Regions from separate parts of the Mus musculus genome. Here region 1 is linked to region 2. A link is a contact called in ENCODE Hi-C or POLR2A ChIA-PET data. All regions are on one chromosome and are shown on one strand. The core of a region is the stretch at or near the end of the contact, and the rest is flanking DNA. Distances in the headings are between cores, read along the strand shown. Region 1 holds the start of H2bc21 (H2B clustered histone 21). Region 2 holds the start of BC028528 (cDNA sequence BC028528).

Region 1 (3,870 bases), core at 6-2,505, 330 kb before region 2:
GCAAAGGGAACTTGAGACAACTTCTCCTGGAGACACGACAGGAGGGAAAAAGCTAATTCCTGCGTGTGTGGATTCGAAAGATCGCTTCATGAGCCCAGAGAAGCAGCAGTAGCCTGCGGTAATCTGGCACTGCAGAGGTTAAAGCAAAGAATTAAAAGGAAAAACAAAAACAGAACAAAACAAACCAAGCAAGCCTCGAACAGGGATTTTAAAGCCTGATAGAGAACCATAACCGACTTCTACCAAATCGGCAGCAACGTGGAACATTCGTGTTTGTAAATCAGTAAATTAGAGGGACACCACCCTAAGTACCCCGTAACCGCTGGTGCCCAGGACACAAGTAAAGGGACAGAGCGGTTTCAGTTGTAGATGGCTGGTACCCAGCATTCGCCGACACAGTCTTAGCTGTGTCCTGGAGCCCTCTATTCGCCAGGGTAAGGAAACCATCTCACTTTAAGTCGACAAGTAAATGGTACCCCAAAAGCCTAGAACACGGAAACCGGGCCCAGAGACCCACCTCCATTATCCTAGTCTAAAAAGAACTCCAAGAAGCTAAGTAGGGTGCAGCAAACTGCAAACAGATACCCACAGGGGAACTCAAAACCACAAAGGCTTAAAACTTCTGAAGTGTACCCTTTTCAAGACCCTTGGAGTAACTTTGGAATAGGAACTAGAAACTAATGCAAGTGGCAAAGCTCTCTTCTGATTTGAGCGGGTGACTCACTAAAAGAGACTTTAAAAGATCAAAGGGGCCAGCGAGCGCCTCATCCAGGGAGGCCTCTACTTGGCGCTGGTGTACTTGGTGACGGCCTTGGTGCCCTCCGACACGGCGTGCTTGGCCAGTTCTCCGGGCAGTAGAAGGCGCACCGACGTCTGGATCTCCCGCGATGTGATTGTAGACCGCTTGTTGTAATGCGCCAGGCGAGAAGCCTCGTTTGCTATGCGCTCAAAGATGTCATTGACAAACGAGTTCATGATGCCCATGGCCTTGGACGAGATGCCGGTGTCCGGGTGCACCTGCTTCAGCACTTTGTACACATAGATGGAGTAGCTCTCCTTGCGGCTGCGCTTGCGCTTCTTGCCATCTTTCTTTTGCGCCTTGGTGACAGCCTTCTTGGAACCCTTCTTGGGAGCCGGGGCAGATTTGGCCAGTTCAGGCATGATTAAAAGCAAACAGTGGAAAACAGTCTAGTAAGTAGAAAATCAACCAGGGACCCGGAGGACTTGAGCCCTTTATGAACGCCTTATGCAAATTAGGTCTCAAAGTACTTTTAATTTCCATTGGCCCATACGCGAAACTTGCGTTTTCAGTACAAGCCTAAAATTTCAGATTTCATTGGACTTCTCAGGGGCCAAATAACCACCAATGAAAAGCTCCCTCCTCACCCCACCCCTAGGAGCGCCTATAAAGGCCTTAGAGACGAATCAACCTAGCTTTACAGAAGTTGTCACCTCGGTGTGTCCTACATTATACTCTAAGTTATGTCTGGCCGTGGCAAACAGGGAGGCAAGGCCCGCGCCAAGGCCAAGTCGCGGTCTTCCCGGGCCGGGCTACAGTTCCCGGTGGGGCGTGTGCACCGGCTGCTGCGCAAGGGCAACTACGCGGAGCGCGTGGGCGCCGGCGCGCCGGTATACATGGCGGCGGTGCTGGAGTACCTAACGGCCGAGATCCTGGAGCTGGCGGGCAACGCGGCCCGCGACAACAAGAAGACGCGCATCATCCCGCGCCATCTGCAGCTGGCCATCCGCAACGACGAGGAGCTCAACAAGCTGCTGGGCAAAGTGACGATCGCACAGGGCGGCGTCCTGCCCAACATCCAGGCCGTGCTGCTGCCCAAGAAGACCGAGAGCCACAAGGCTAAGAGCAAGTGAAACTCAACACGAATCCAAAAAGGCTCTTTTTAGAGCCACCAAATCTTTTACAAAGGAGCTAGCTAACGCGCCAGTTTGTGACCAGCCCTTTGGATGACACTTTGGTGGCTCTTAAAAGAGCCTTTTTGTGTGGAAAGGGATAATAGTTATTTGTTCTTTCCAGGCTTATGACTTTCCGTTTTCTTCGGAAGTAAGACAGCCTGAATATTGGGGAGGACCCCGCCCTGGGCGATGGTGACTCCCCCTAGTAACTTGTTGAGCTCCTCATCGTTCCTCACAGCTAGTTGCAGATGGCGCGGGATGATGCGCGTCTTCTTGTTGTCGCGGGCCGCGTTGCCCGCCAGCTCCAGGATCTCGGCCGTTAGGTACTCCAGCACCGCCGCCATGTACACCGGCGCGCCGGCGCCCACGCGCTCCGCGTAGTTGCCCTTGCGCAGCAGCCGGTGCACACGCCCCACCGGGAACTGCAGCCCGGCGCGGGACGACCGCGACTTCGCCTTGGCGCGGGCCTTGCCTCCTTGTTTGCCACGGCCAGACATGGCGGAATAAGCAATTTCTGCTGCTTTTTCCAAGGGAAGGATATGGAAAGGTGAATTTATAAGATCTATCGGGAGGGGTGAAGGAAAAGTAGCTTGATTGGCTTAAAATGGAGCTGTCTCCAACAGCCAATGGGAAAGCAGAAGCTAGACTCGGTGGTTTACATCCTGCAGTACAGGAAATGACGAATTTTTTGAAAAAGGAATTTACCAATCGATGAGAGCCACATTTAAAGGCCCTCACTTACATCGTAGGATTTTAAGGGCAGAAGAATTTCGCGGAGCTGTTTATTGTGGTAATTTATAGAGGTTTGTTTTGTTTGCCCAGTTTAGAGCTGAAAAATCTAAACAAACAACCAAGAGCACAAAACTCGAAACACTCCCCTTGAAGTATGGGATTTTGCTCTGTCCCCACCCCCACCCCGGAGCTTTAAATTACTCTCCATGTCTCACACAAGCAGGCTCCGTAAAGGAATTAGGAAAGTTGCTTCGCTTCCTTACCCTTGACAGTGGCTCCCCATCTTTGCCCCTGGGTCGTTTGACCAAGGGCTAGATGACATTGTATCCATCGTCTTTGACCTCTAGGAGGTGTCTGCCACCACCTTTTCCCTCTAGCTTTTAAGATGTCCTCGTTTGATCTGGGGTTTTCTTTACCCTGCTCCGGTTCTCTCCCCACTAAAAAATCCGCGAGTTCAGCTGAACTGTCCTATCCCCAGCTCTTCCCTCTGGCGAGGCTTACAAGCTTCCAGCTAATTCAGATTCGCTTCACAAGCTCAGACTCCGGTATCAGGCGTTTACTAAATGTTTAACTCGTTTGTCTCAACAAGCATCATATTAGCATCTGAAACATGAGCTCTGCATTCCTTTGCCCTATCCCAAGAATTGCACCCAAAAACTTTCAGGTACCAAGATAAGACGGTGGGGGGTGAACGGTGAGGGAGCCTGTTAAGGGAACTGTATCTAATTCTAGAAGTTACAGTTACATTCTAAACTATTCTTAAGTTTGCAGGGTATTTTGTTAGCATTAGACAGCCATTCTGCTATGCAAGTTCTAACAACATTAACTTTTGAGGCATTTGGGGCTGAGAACAAAACCCAGATAACAGGAAAATCTCGTACACATATCCCTGGCACCTTGTGAGGTTCTGCTTAAAGAGTCAGTGAACCCCCTCGCCTTGACCTCTGGTTTTCTTCTCAGTGATCTGAGTTGTGAAGAAGGCTAACGGGACAGAGATCGCTCAACCCAAGTGTGATTCACCCTGTGCTATAGGCCATCTACAAAGTGGATGTAATTTTCTGTTTTGTGGGTAAAGAAAAAAGGGCTCAAGGGGATTTAGACCCTTGTTAAAGGGCATTGTAGTCCCTCGCTAACCCAAGTGTTTCAGACTCAGAATATACTCTTTATGACTTTATTCATAATATTTCACTAACCAGATATTGGGCATAATGAAGTAACTTGTCC
Region 2 (4,359 bases), core at 734-3,233:
CACCTCCCATCTAATTCCCACCCCCGGAAGGCCAATGAATACTTGGTGGGGCGGAACTGCAGAGGCGGGGTCATGGCGGCATGGCCTTCTGGGAGTTGTAGTCTCTCATCCTCAGAGCCCTCCTCTTGGTGCTGGGAGTGGCTTCAGAAGAGTAGGCTGGAGTCTGGGCCCAATCAGAACAATGATTCCTGGGTTCGCTGGCGCCTTGGCCACGGTTTCCTTTCTTTCGGTAGAGAAGGGTGATAGCCACCCTACCTATTACTAGAGGAGCTTTGTCGGAGGAAGATCCTGTTTGACTCTAGAGACAAATAAAAAAGAGCACAGGATAGAGGTTGTGGGAAGATAGGGACGGACATTGTTCTTAAGTTGAATTAGAGGAAATGACCCAGAGAAGCATCCTGAGGGATCAAAGTTAGGCTTAAAAGTTGGAACTCTTTGGGCAGCCTGGTATAGGAATTACGTCTTAAATGAAGCCTCCACTTGTATTCTGTAATGACAGAATGAGAAAAGCAGGAGGAGCCGGGAGAGAAATATTAGGAAAATGTTTGGAAGGAATCGTGGAGTCACAAAGCAACTAGAGCAATGGGACTGAGAGGAAATTACACCCATCCCCTCCACCCCCGCCCCACGCCGAGCTGCTTGGTTCCTTTGATGTCATACTTCCTTTATTTATAGTCTGGAAAATAAACTTGAGTGGTGTCTTTTCCTCAGGCTGGGGAGAGAGATTTCATATTATCAGGAATCATCATTTGTATGAGGACGGGTTGGTCCTTAGGAGTCTGCAGAACAGAGGAATCCTATGATGGGATCTGAGCATTTTGATCATATATGAGAAAAATCGTTTTTTGAGGGTACATACAAAGCAACAACAAACTACAGAAAAATTTAAAAGATTACCGGGCTTCCTGGAGGTTTTTGCAAAAAGTCACTAGGAGGGGAATCAGTGGAGGTGGGGGGGTGGGGGGGATGGGAGGGTAGGGGGGGTGGAGGGTTGGGGGGGTCTGGCGGTCACTAGACACATTGTTCCCCAAGGTTAGGAGGATGGGAACATCTTGGCCAGTGTTCAGGATTCCATGTGTGTTCAACAGGCTGAGTCTGGGCCACTCTTCTCTGTGAGCTGTTAGCAGCTGTGGGGAACAATCTGTGCATGATGAGCCCACAGCCACTTGCACGGTGTTCAAGGACTCATTTTAGATGCTTAGCAAGTATTTACTAGGTATGTGAGGCTTGTGGAGCTTTTCTTTTGTTCTAATAGCTATTTTTATGTGTGTGGGAGGGGGTTGTGTCATGTATATCTGTGCAACATGTATGTGCTCGGTGCTCTTGGAGGCCAGATGAGCACATCAGAACCCTCGGGACTGCGGCTACAGATGATTGTGATCCACCATGTGGTGCAAGGACATAGCCAGGGCTACCTGTGAGGGAGTGGAGAAGAGCAGGGGCTGGAGAAAGGGAAGGAGCCCAGGGAAAATAGACAAATGCAAGAACAATGGATATAGGGAGTACAGTTGTTATAGGAAGGATGCACAGCTGGCAGGGGAGGGGATGGGGAGGGGAGGGGATGCACAGCCGGCGGGGGCTGATAAACATGATAAAAAAGATCATGTTTCCCTCAGAGTGGAGAGCAACCCTGCACAGCAATGGTAACTTAAGGCCTGCAAGAAGGAAGGTGGATTTTGGGGAGCATTGAGAGGGAGGAAGCATAGGAGGGGAGAGGAGAGGGTGAACTTTGGTCCCAGCAGTGGGAGTCCTGAGCGGACCTAATCCAGGGCTAGGGGCTCTCCAGGAATAACAAGTTAGCATCCAACAAGGGGGTTAAGGGGGTTGGCTCTAGGTCCAGCAGCTATGTAAAGATCTACGGAGCGAGTAGGCGGAGAGTTCTGTCCCCTGGGAGAAGAATCACTCCAGTGCCCTCCCAGCTTCACAGCAGCAGGGGAGGCGGGGTAAGTGTGGTGGGAAACAGCAATTTCCTCTTTTAACTTACACAGTGATAGTGCAAAACCCAGAATGGATGTCCTCTTTATAGCCCTCCTTGTTGCACCACTCATCCTGGGTAAGTCTCCTTCTGACCCTGGCCTTTTGTGCCAGGTCTTTTGCTATAAATGGGATGAGAGAAAAGGAAACAGAGAGCAGTACGTCGGGCATTTCAGCGGGGAGCTGTACTGCTTTTCTCAGCTGTTGGAGTCCAGGGTTGGGGGCAGAGCAGGGATCTGGAAGGTGGAGCCAGGAAACCAAAGGCAAAGCAAAGCGAAGTCTTGTCAAATAAGACACAGGCCGGTGGAGGATGGGACTCTAAAGAGAGTTCCTTCGGCAAGACTGAACTCAGATTTCTGTTCCTGTCACCACAGAGCTGAGCAGGAGAGTGAGGAGCCATAAAGGAAAGAAGTGGGCGCTTGGAAGTCAAGGGAGCAACATCAGTGAGCGAAGCCAGAGGCTCTCCTTTCCACAAAGCACAAGGAAACAAACAAACCTCCTATTAGCAAAGACATAGGTGCGAGAGCCAAGCTGGATGGCACATGCCCAGCGCTTGAGACATAGAGGGGAAAGGGTCAGAAATTCAAGGTCATCCTTGACTACTTAGTGAGTTCCTGACTAGTCCCAGGTGAATAAGAAGCCCTCAGCTGGGTGTGGTGGCTCACGCCTTTAGTCCTAGCACTCTGGAGGCAGAGGCAGGCAGAGCTTTGAGTATGAGGCCATCCTGGTCTACAAATCCAGTTCCAGGACAGCCAGGACTATACAGAGAAAGCCCTGCCTCAAAAACAAATAAATAAATAACAAACAAACAATTACCCCTGTACCAAAAAACAAAACCAAGCTTGGTGTGGTGGCTCGCTCCTTTAATCCCAGCATTCCTGAGGCAGAAACAGAAAGGTCTCTGTGAATTCTAGGCTAGTTTGGTTTACTTGGTGGTTTCTACATTGGTTACAGATACATAGCAAACAATGTCTTTTAAAAAATAAAAGAAGCCTGGCATGGTGGCACACCCCTTTAATCCCGGCACTTGGGAGACAGAGGCAGGCGGATTTCTGAGTTCGAGGCCAGCCTGGTCTACAGAGTGATTCAAACAAAAAGAAAAAAAAAAGAAGAGAAAAGCCAGTATAGGTTGGCTTAGGCCAGTAGAAAACTGGCTGCCTTCAGGGACACGATCCCAAGAGTAGTTTGGCTCCTTCCCCTCTTTGTTCTCAGCCAGGTGTGTCACTGTTTTCCTTTCCTTTCAATCCTGTGTCCTTAGTTTGGGGTTGGAGGGATGTGTTTAGCAGAAGGCCTAGAATTCTGGATTCAGTAAGCAAAGCCACACAGTGTTAGTTTTGGAAGGGGAGAGACGCTACGATGGGTCATCTGGTCCAGCTGACTTATTTTTAAGGAAGGTGATACGAGCCCAGCTGTGGTGCTGCATGCCTTTAATGCCGGCATTTGGCAGGCAAAGGCAGAAGCAGGTTTCTGTGAGCTGGAGGCCAGCCTGATCTATACAGTGAATTTCAGGACAGCCAGGGCTACATAGAGAGACCCTGTCTCAAAAGGGGTTGGGGGGTGTGAAGCAGACTTATGAAAAGTTCTGCTTAGCTAGCAGTGGAGCTGGAAGTAAAACCAAATCTAAAACATTGAGTGTCTTTTATGAGGAAAATTTGGGAACATATAGAATGTATATAGCTTTTCTAAATTTTTTTGGGCTCTGTCTTCCACTTTTTTTGTTGTTTGTTTTTTGTTTTGTTTTGTTTTTGTTTTTTGAGACAGGGGTTCTCTGTGTCCTGGAACTCACTTTGTAGACCAGACTGGCCTCAAACTCAGAAATCTGCCTGCCTCTGCCTCCCAAGTGCTGGGATTAAAGGCATGCGCCACCACCGCCCGGCTGTCTTCCACTTTTAAAGGCTTTACATATATCTCCCTTGGGGCTTAGAGGATGTGAAAGAATCTGCTTTCTGTCCTGGGAGTTCTGCACTGAAAACAGAATACTGTCCTCACCGCAGCTAGATGCCAGGAAACTTGGGCCAACATAGATGTACAGAGGCAGGGAGAGACCTCTGGAGAGGAAGCAGAAAGAAGCTGGGAGAGCTCTGTGATCAACAACATGTGTGCTGTTGCTAAGGGGTTCCAGATGCTCTGACCTGTAACTCTTGTGCCTTGCAGGACAGGAATACGACCATGAAGAGCAGCTGGAAGAGGGTGATTACTATCAAGTGGCATATTATTATTACACAGTGACCCCTAATTATGGTGCGTATGTGAAAGGCTCTGATTCTTAGTGGGGTAGATTTGGGGACCACTTAGTTCCAAGATTGTCCTTCATTTTGCAAAAGAACAATAACAAAACTTTCAAGACTCTTGGTATTATTTCTTAGGCTCATGATTAAAAAAAAA

Evidence for each region. A loop is a pair of places that touch in the nucleus more often than their neighbours do. ChIA-PET counts read pairs that join two places held with the same protein, here RNA polymerase II (POLR2A).
Region 1: a map of heart shows a loop between it and region 2 (3-fold over the local background). The contact joins the promoter of H2bc21 here to the promoter of BC028528 in region 2. A Hi-C loop is called at or near these places in 1 of 37 maps with a recorded cell type or tissue (heart). POLR2A ChIA-PET finds 5 or more read pairs at or near these places in 2 of 5 experiments (Patski and embryonic stem cell).

What each region holds. Positions count from the first base shown.
Region 1 is chr3:96,218,457-96,222,326 of GRCm38, reverse strand. It overlaps H2bc21 (H2B clustered histone 21), which reads right to left and starts at 1,255. Exons shown (of 1, transcript NM_178214.4): 1 at 1-1,255. The coding sequence starts at 1,161. The coding sequence ends at 781. H2ac21 (H2A clustered histone 21) reads right to left here and starts at 2,442. Exons shown (of 1, transcript NM_178213.5): 1 at 1,973-2,442. The coding sequence starts at 2,411. The coding sequence ends at 2,019. It overlaps H2ac20 (H2A clustered histone 20), which reads left to right and starts at 1,447. Exons shown (of 1, transcript NM_175662.2): 1 at 1,447-1,914. The coding sequence starts at 1,483. The coding sequence ends at 1,872.
Region 2 is chr3:95,889,579-95,893,937 of GRCm38, reverse strand. It overlaps BC028528 (cDNA sequence BC028528), which reads left to right and starts at 1,983. Exons shown (of 6, transcript NM_153513.4): 1 at 1,983-2,053; 2 at 4,129-4,215. The coding sequence starts at 2,008. Aph1a (aph1 homolog A, gamma secretase subunit) reads right to left here and starts at 17. Exons shown (of 6, transcript NM_146104.3): 1 at 1-17.